3 separate regions of the Mus musculus genome follow, and regions 1 and 3 are each linked to region 2. A link is a loop called in an ENCODE intact Hi-C map of the cell type or tissue named here. Cell type or tissue: heart. All regions are shown on one strand. Region 1 overlaps Gm10714 (predicted gene 10714). Region 2 has its middle 13 kb from the start of Gnas. Region 3 holds the start of Npepl1 (aminopeptidase-like 1).

The links. Peaks named below come from ENCODE experiments on the same cell type or tissue, not always from the same donor. Only the 100,000 strongest peaks of a DNase experiment are listed, where the experiment ranks them.
Region 1: a loop joins it to region 2, with 2.5 times the contacts of the local background. A loop is called at or near these places in 4 of 42 quality-filtered maps.
Region 3: a loop joins it to region 2, with 2.3 times the contacts of the local background. A loop is called at or near these places in 5 of 42 quality-filtered maps.

What each region holds. Positions count from the first base shown.
Region 1 is chr2:174,126,087-174,128,586 of GRCm38, forward strand. The region is part of intron 2 of Gm10714 (predicted gene 10714); the gene reads right to left. Among named protein-coding and RNA genes, the nearest start is that of Npepl1, 17 kb to the left of the region's middle. In heart, no CTCF peak of the experiment used is centred here; a DNase peak (open chromatin) is centred at 1,105; H3K4me3 peaks cover 823 bases; H3K27ac peaks cover 1,096 bases; H3K27me3 peaks cover 508 bases.
Region 2 is chr2:174,283,242-174,285,741 of GRCm38, forward strand. It overlaps Gnasas1 and a transcript of Gnas not described here. Among named protein-coding and RNA genes, the nearest start is that of Gnas, 13 kb to the right of the region's middle. In heart, a CTCF peak has its summit at 944 (motif pointing left); no DNase peak of the experiment used is centred here; H3K4me3 peaks cover 2,208 bases; H3K27me3 peaks cover 1,654 bases.
Region 3 is chr2:174,109,075-174,111,574 of GRCm38, forward strand. Npepl1 (aminopeptidase-like 1) reads left to right here and starts at 1,277. Exons shown (of 12, transcript NM_213733.2): 1 at 1,277-1,498; 2 at 2,003-2,188. The coding sequence starts at 1,349. In heart, a CTCF peak has its summit at 1,133; DNase peaks (open chromatin) are centred at 1,257 and 1,967; H3K4me3 peaks cover 1,725 bases; H3K27ac peaks cover 1,652 bases.

The DNA of each region.
Region 1 (2,500 bases), 160 kb before region 2:
AAGCAACTCAGGAAAGACTCCAGATATCTGGCATCTACATGTAAACACATACAAATATATACATATCTTTATCCCCACCACCACACACGTACACATGTGAATTCATATGCACATATACACACATATATGCATATGTTTGTATGTATACACACATACAAATATATACAAACATTTTTCTTAGAAGAAGGGAACCAGGTTGCCAGGCGCTGATGCTGCACGCCTTTAATCCCAGCACTTGGGAGGCAGAGGCAGGCAGACCTCTGAGTTTGAGGCAACCCTAGTCTACTGAGCAAGTTCCAGAACGGCTAGGGAGGGCTATACAGAGGAAATCCTGCCTCAAACAAAACAAACAAAAACAAAGAAACAAGAAGGGGGGGGGAACCAAGTGAGAGCTATTTCTACAGAGGGTGTTGGGTGCCAGGAGACACCCCCAACACACTCACACACACACTGCGGTTTGCTTCTAGGTATGACTCCATCAGAGGCTGCTGACACGAGTTCCCAAACCTCCTCATCCAGGCCCTTCCCAAGGGGACACCCTGTTCAGGCACATCGCCCTCCTCCACCCCAGCCTGCCCCTCGGCCTCTGCTCAGAGCCCCACACCTAGAGCATCAAGCACCAAGCCCCTCCCTCCAGCATCTCCCGTGAGTTCCCGGCTGGAGGGTTTCCGGGAAGGTTGTTCTTTGCCGCAAGGACATGCTGCAGTGCCCACCCCTCCCCGGGCCTCTGATCCCAGCAGGTCCCTCAGTGCCCAGTAAATGCCTGTTGAATTTTCTGCTGTGACTCTGCCTGAAGCTCCTGCTCAGGCGGATGTTCCCTGGTGAATTAGTGTTCAACATTTTTGTTTATTTGTTTGTTCTTTAACAAAAGGTTGTTTTGGTTTGAGATTCAGCAAAAATACAGGCTGTATTCAGCTTCCTCTCCATTCAGGACTCAGTAAATTAGTTGTTTTCCAGTCTGTTCCGAGTCCTTGCCTCAAATGCGCCTCCAACAAGATAATGCATTTAAAAGCCCTTGGAAAAGTACCAACCCCACGCACATGTGGGGTACTGTCATCCTGTGAGCTCTGCCGGAAGACAAGCGCTGCAGCTGGCTCACTCCACACCCCGCCCCCACACTGGGCTTAGCTACAGGTCCCGCTGTGAAGCTCCTACTCAGGATTCAGAGCGGGCGGGCGGGGGGGGGGGGGGGGGGGGCTGTCTCCAGGTTGGTCCCCCCAAACCCAGTCTCCACCCCCAGATACAGCCTCGGCTGAGGGGGGCTGGAGGGGAAGACAAGAGATAAACTAACACTCCTTTGAGGAGAAGACCTGTCCATATCCGTGTCTAATCCAGAGGCCATTTTGGCTTTCTTTGGGGCCTGCTGTGGTCCTGAGGGTTTCTGAGATCAATCCAGGGAGGAGGATGCAGCAGGAAAACGAAATCACCCTCCCAAGCTTAAAAGGTTCAGAAGCCTGGTTCTCGTTCCCGGTCTGCAGTCAGAACAAAAGGTGCCTCCAGCCAGAAGCCTCTGTTCTTGTTGGCTGGCCCTGGCCTGCTCTGGGGGGTGGGGGGACCTTCCTTCTTCCACCCCACGCACCTTTACTTGTTTGTCTTCTTTCCTGTCATGCGCTGGATGAGTCTCTGAGATTCATGCCCACGCCAAGTCCAGTATGACATCAGTATACCAACGGCATAAAGCTAGCTTCTTCATTCACCCACATTGATCCAACATCACCTGCAAGTAAACTCCCTTAAGCACAGACCCCTCTCTTGGGAGTGTCTTCCCACCCTGAACCTTAGAAATCAACTGTTATGAGAAGCCTCAGCTGCCTTGCTGGAGGCTGGAGAAGGCTGTGTGTGGTGCCCGGGGAGCCTGCTTGGTGGAAATCAAAGTCCTAAGGCTGACCTTAGAGGCTAGCATCTATTCCAACCATGGGCCATCACAAGAATAGCTAATATGTCACCAGCAGTTTGCTGCTTGCTAGACAGCTGCTATGATCTTGTCCTGTATAGCATCTACAGAGGCCCAAGTCCACAGATGATTGGTGCTTGTATGCAGAGTAAGGGTCATCTGGCCTGGCATAGCCTGTGCACTGAAAGAGCTCTCTGGTCCTCTAAGACCCTCTGTCCTTTGTTCCCACCCCCACACAATGCACCACACTCTGTGTGGTCAGAGAGATGGCACTTTCCAAGGCACTCGACAGTGAGTGTATACCCAGGAGGCTCTGCATGTGGCCTGGGTGCTGAGCCTCAGGTTCTGCACCAGTAACACACATAAGCTCCATGGCGTTGCATGTGACAATGACGTCTAGGACATGACCTTGATAGCTCTGGCAATGGAAGAACACAAAGAAGAAAGTTGGGATTGGTGAAAATTCTAAAATGTTGTGCATCAAAAAGGATGAGGATGGTGGAGACTGTGGCTCAGACAGCGAAGTGCTTGATGTGCAAGTGTGAGGCCCAGACCCGTCCTCAGTTCCCCATACACATACGGATCCAGCTGAACATGCAGGCAAAG
Region 2 (2,500 bases):
CCTCCTGGACCTACCTGAGTCCATCGGCTCTTCCAAGCGCGCTCTGGAACAAGCAGGTCGTTTTACCTTGTTCTTCCGAGTCCAACAGCAGGATCCAGTGGTCTCTGGCCGCCCCCTAGCCATGATGCTCTTGCTGACGTACCTGTTTTTCTCATGTAGCGTGAGCTAGATGAAGTAATGATGCTGGAAGAATGAGCTGATGCTCTGGTTAAGATATATTAACCCCTCAAGACCCCTTTCTCTAATCCAAGACCTGCTCCTGTTCCTCGCTATCTTCAGCACCTAGAACAGAGCTCCGCGAGTGCCGGGAACTCAAGTGTGTTGGTTGAACCCTCAGCTGAAATGCATGAGTCCGTGGCTCAAAGACTACCCTAAAAACCCACACGGAGAGCAGCAGTTGAAGGGCATTCTCGTGGATACTCACTCTCAGCTTCCTATGGTCTTCCAGCACACCTCAGTGGAACAGTGTTCACCATGAGCTGACTGTCGGCTTGCAAATTCCTACATCTACAGCCGCGGGGGGCGGGGTTGTTTGCCAGTGGGGTTCATACCTTCTTGGAGGCTGCTCTAATTAATTACAGTTACTTTAACAGCCCTGACAAAAGTAACCACCTTTGATAAGGTTAGTGTTTACTTGAGGCTCTGATCCTCAAGCATTCACGCTCTTCGGTCATTAACACTCATTCACGTACGGATCCTCATTCCCCTGAATATTTACAATTTTGCGTTCTGGTTTTCAATTGTTTGGTGGCTATGCTCATGGAGAAAAAGTTGAGGAGTGGGGACAACCCCCCGTGGGAATCTATACTTGGCTTCTAAAATCCGCTAACCTGTAGCTATCTTACTCCCTTCGCTCGCTAGACCTCGATATCCAGCCCCCCACCCCCCATGCTTTGGCCAAATCTACTCAAACAAGGTTCCCGCCTGCCACCTGCCGGCCCACTAGGGTCTGCGCCATGAGCTATGCGCCAACGCACAGCTCGCGGGGAGGCACTCCCGCCCCCAAACACCTCCCTACTGCACATGCCCGGCAGAAGTCCGCGCAACTTTATAGGGCCCCATTGCCCCATCTCTCCTCAGTCTCCTCTATCCTCTCCCAGACGAGAGGATCAGTGGAGGCACCTCTCGGAGTCTTAGACTTCAGAGTCTGAGACTTAGCGAGAGGAGCCTCGAGGAGACTCCTTCTCTCTTCTTTACCCATCCCTTTCTTTTACTTACAGCCACAAGCTGAGGCGCGGAGCTTTAGAAAGTTCGCAGTGGTTTGAAGGTAGGTACATCCCTTCTTTTTGCCCCGAGGCGAGATTGGGGTCTTCAGACCCCAGCTTCTCTCCTCATAAGGTTAATCCTTTTCGGCCCCAACAGTCCTTGCGCAGTGGGGCCACTCTCTGCAGAGCCAGAGGGTGAGTCGGCTTCTCGGTGAGCACCTAAGAGAATGGATCGCAGGTCCCGGGCTCAGCAGTGGCGCCGAGCTCGCCATAATTACAACGACCTGTGCCCGCCCATAGGCCGCCGGGCTGCCACCGCTCTCCTCTGGCTCTCCTGCTCCATTGCTCTCCTCCGCGCCCTAGCCTCTTCCAACGCCCGCGCCCAGCAGCGTGCTGCCCAGCGCCGGAGCTTCCTTAACGCCCACCACCGCTCCGCTGCCGCTGCAGCTGCCGCACAGGTACTCCCTGAGTCCTCTGAATCTGAGTCTGATCACGAGCACGAGGAGGTTGAGCCTGAGCTGGCCCGCCCCGAGTGCCTAGAGTACGATCAGGACGACTACGAGACCGAGACCGATTCTGAGACCGAGCCTGAGTCCGATATCGAATCCGAGACCGAAATCGAGACCGAGCCAGAGACCGAGCCAGAAACCGAGCCAGAGACCGAGCCAGAGGACGAGCGCGGCCCCCGGGGTGCCACCTTCAACCAGTCACTCACTCAGCGTCTGCACGCTCTGAAGTTGCAGAGCGCCGACGCCTCCCCGAGACGTGCGCAGCCCACCACTCAGGAGCCTGAGAGCGCAAGCGAGGGGGAGGAGCCCCAGCGAGGGCCCTTAGATCAGGATCCTCGGGACCCCGAGGAGGAGCCAGAGGAGCGCAAGGAGGAAAACAGGCAGCCCCGCCGCTGCAAGACCAGGAGGCCAGCCCGCCGTCGCGACCAGTCCCCGGAGTCCCCTCCCAGAAAGGGGCCCATCCCCATCCGGCGTCACTAATGGGTGACTCCGTCCAGATTCTCCTTGTTTTCATGGATAAAGGTTAGTTGCCCTGACCAAACTGGGGTCCCTGAGACAGTAGGGTGGGAGGAAAGAGACAGATGGGAGGCAAGGTGGGAAGGGAGCGGTGCCCATTAATCAGCCCGAAATGCACCCCGGAAAAGGAGAGAGGGCTCTTCAAGTCTCTCCAGGGCACCCAGGGGCGCTTGGGAGGCCAAAGGTTTGTTGGACGGTGAGGCATTTCTGGCGCCTCGCTGGAGACAACCTGAGGTCCCCGAGCTGATACCCGGTGCGCAACATTGAATT
Region 3 (2,500 bases), 170 kb before region 2:
AAATGTGTGAAAACATGCAGTTGCTGTAAAAACTCTTTTTCGAGAAAATAAGATCCAATTAGTGTTGACTTCTGCGTCAGGAAAGCCAGAGTTTCAAAGGAATCCCCTCTGCTCATTCAGCTACTGCCGTCTTCAGGGCTGGCCTGCTCTGGGCTGTTTGATGGAACCTCCAAAGCTGAAGAAATCCATACCATAGATGGCTTGTAGGTGGGGACATAAGGTGGGTGGTGCCTGCAGGGTCAGTGGAATGGAGAGCTATGTGATGAAACTGGCTTTGGTAGGGTTTTTTTTTTTTTTTTAATGTTTTATTTAATTCATTCTCTCTCTCTCTCTCTCTCTCTCTCTCTCTCTCTCTCTCTCTCTCTCTCTCTGTGTGTGTGTGTGTGTGTGTGTGTTTAAGTCGGTGTGAGTGGGTACCTCTTAGTCAACCTCTTAGTCAATGGACACATTTTGGATACTGGTTTGCACCTTCCAGATACGGGACTAGAACTCTGGTCCTCAGGCGCTGCAATAAGTGTCTTTTCTCGCTCAGCCATCTTGTTTTGCTAGTTTTAAAGGCTGATAACAGAGAAGAAATGTAGATTAAAAGTGACATATAAGACTGGAGGTCACAGCCGGGCGTGGTGGCGCACCCCTTTAATCCCACTTGGGAGGCAGAGGCAGGAGAATTTCTAAGTTTGAGGCCAGCCTGGTCTACAGAGTGAGTTCCAGGACAGCCAGGGCTACACAGAGAAACCCTGTCTTGAAAAAAAAAAAAGGAAGAAGACTGGAGGTCACTGAGCTCTAGCCCCAGGCCTGGAGTTGTCAAAACCTGGGCAGTGTAGGGTAGCAGCTGACTCCTTTCAAATGACTTCCTATAAGCTCCCAACACTGCTGTCTTTTCCTCTCCAACACAGGTGACAAAGTGCAGAGGCAGCTTGCGCCCACTGCTGAATGGTGACCTTTCTGGCGAGCGTTAGGCCGAGGAGGCGGCCTACGCGGAATAAAGGGGGGATCCGAGTGCCTAATTGTCAGGCCACTGCAGTAGCCACGGCTGTCCCTGGCAAGTGAGGCTTCCTCGAGTCCAGGAACCTACTGCCAGCCGGGCCAGGGCAGTAGCCAGAGCTGGAGCGCTTCCAGGGGCTCGCGCGCCACTTGCCCCCCAACGGAGGCCCGGAAGGCGCAGTACGGCCCGCGCCCCGCCTCCGCCGGCGCCCCCTCGCGCCCCGGGTGGGCCCTGCAGGGCGGCGCGGCCCGGAGGCGGCGGGGAAGGCGGGGCGCCGAGGCCGGGCGGGCCGGGGCGGCGCCGAGCCGGGCCGGAGCAGGGCGCAGGGTGCTGGGCGGCCCGGCCGGGGTCGTGGGGGGGAAGATGGCGAGCGTGGGGCTGCAGTTCCAGGCCAGCGCCGGGGACGCGGACCCCCAGAGCCGGCCCCTGCTGCTGTTGGGCCAGCTGCAACACCTGCACCGCGTGCCCTGGAGCCACGTCCGCGGGAAGCTGCAGCCCCGGGTCACCGAGGAGGTGAGCGGGCCGCGGCCGCCATGCGCCTGCCAAGCCCAGGCCCTGGGCCACGGGCCCCGCCTCGCCCGCGCGCCCCGCCGGGCCCAGGGCGCAGGCCCGCGACAGGCCTAGCCGTCTGTCCCCAAGGCCCTGGCTGCAGCGAGGCCCGGCCTGTGTCGCCGGCCTGCCCGGGCCGAGCCACCTGCTTCCGCGCCTCTGGGCCGGGCCCTGCAGAAGGCCCAGTGGCGGCTTTCCGCGTGGCCTCTGGCCTCGAGACCCGCTTCCATGGCCACTAGCCAGGGCCCAGGAGCCGGGCCTCCAAGTGTTTGAAGCAGAGGGTCCCCAGACAGGCCTTGCCAGCGCGAGGCGCAGTCCCACGAGGGTGGTAGGGTACCAGAGAGCCACACATGCCTGGTGGCAGCGGCTAGGGTGCCTTAGACAAGCAGGCGTGGCCCGCAGGGCGCATCTAGCCACACAGCACACGTGTTGAAGCCCGGTCCGTCTCATATCTCCTTTCTAATCCAGCTCTGGCAGGCAGCTCTGGCCACGCTCAACCCCAACCCCACAGACAGCTGTCCTCTCTACCTGAACTGCGCCACAGTGGCAGCTCTGCCTTCTAGGGTGAGCCGGCATAACAGCCCGTCCGCAGCCCACTTCATCACCAGGCTCGTGAGAACCTGCCTGCCTCCTGGAACCCACCGGTGTATCCTGGTGAGTGCTGGGCCGGTGAGTGTACCCCAGCCCGTGGCCCACCTCAAGCACAGCAGGCTGGCCCGTGTGATCTCCCATTCTAACCCTTCAACCACCGAGTGATTTACACCGGATCGGTTTGCGTGACAAATCAGAGATGCCAGCCTAGATTTATTGAGGCCTGGGCTTATGTCTGTGCCCTGCTCATCTGTCTGGGAAAGAGTGGACAACATCTGGTGGCAGACATTTTTCTCACGCAGCCTCAGGTTACTGGGGGGGCACAGCCGTCTGGGTTTGTAGAGCTGCTATTGGGAGAGTCCTGGTGGTGTCCCT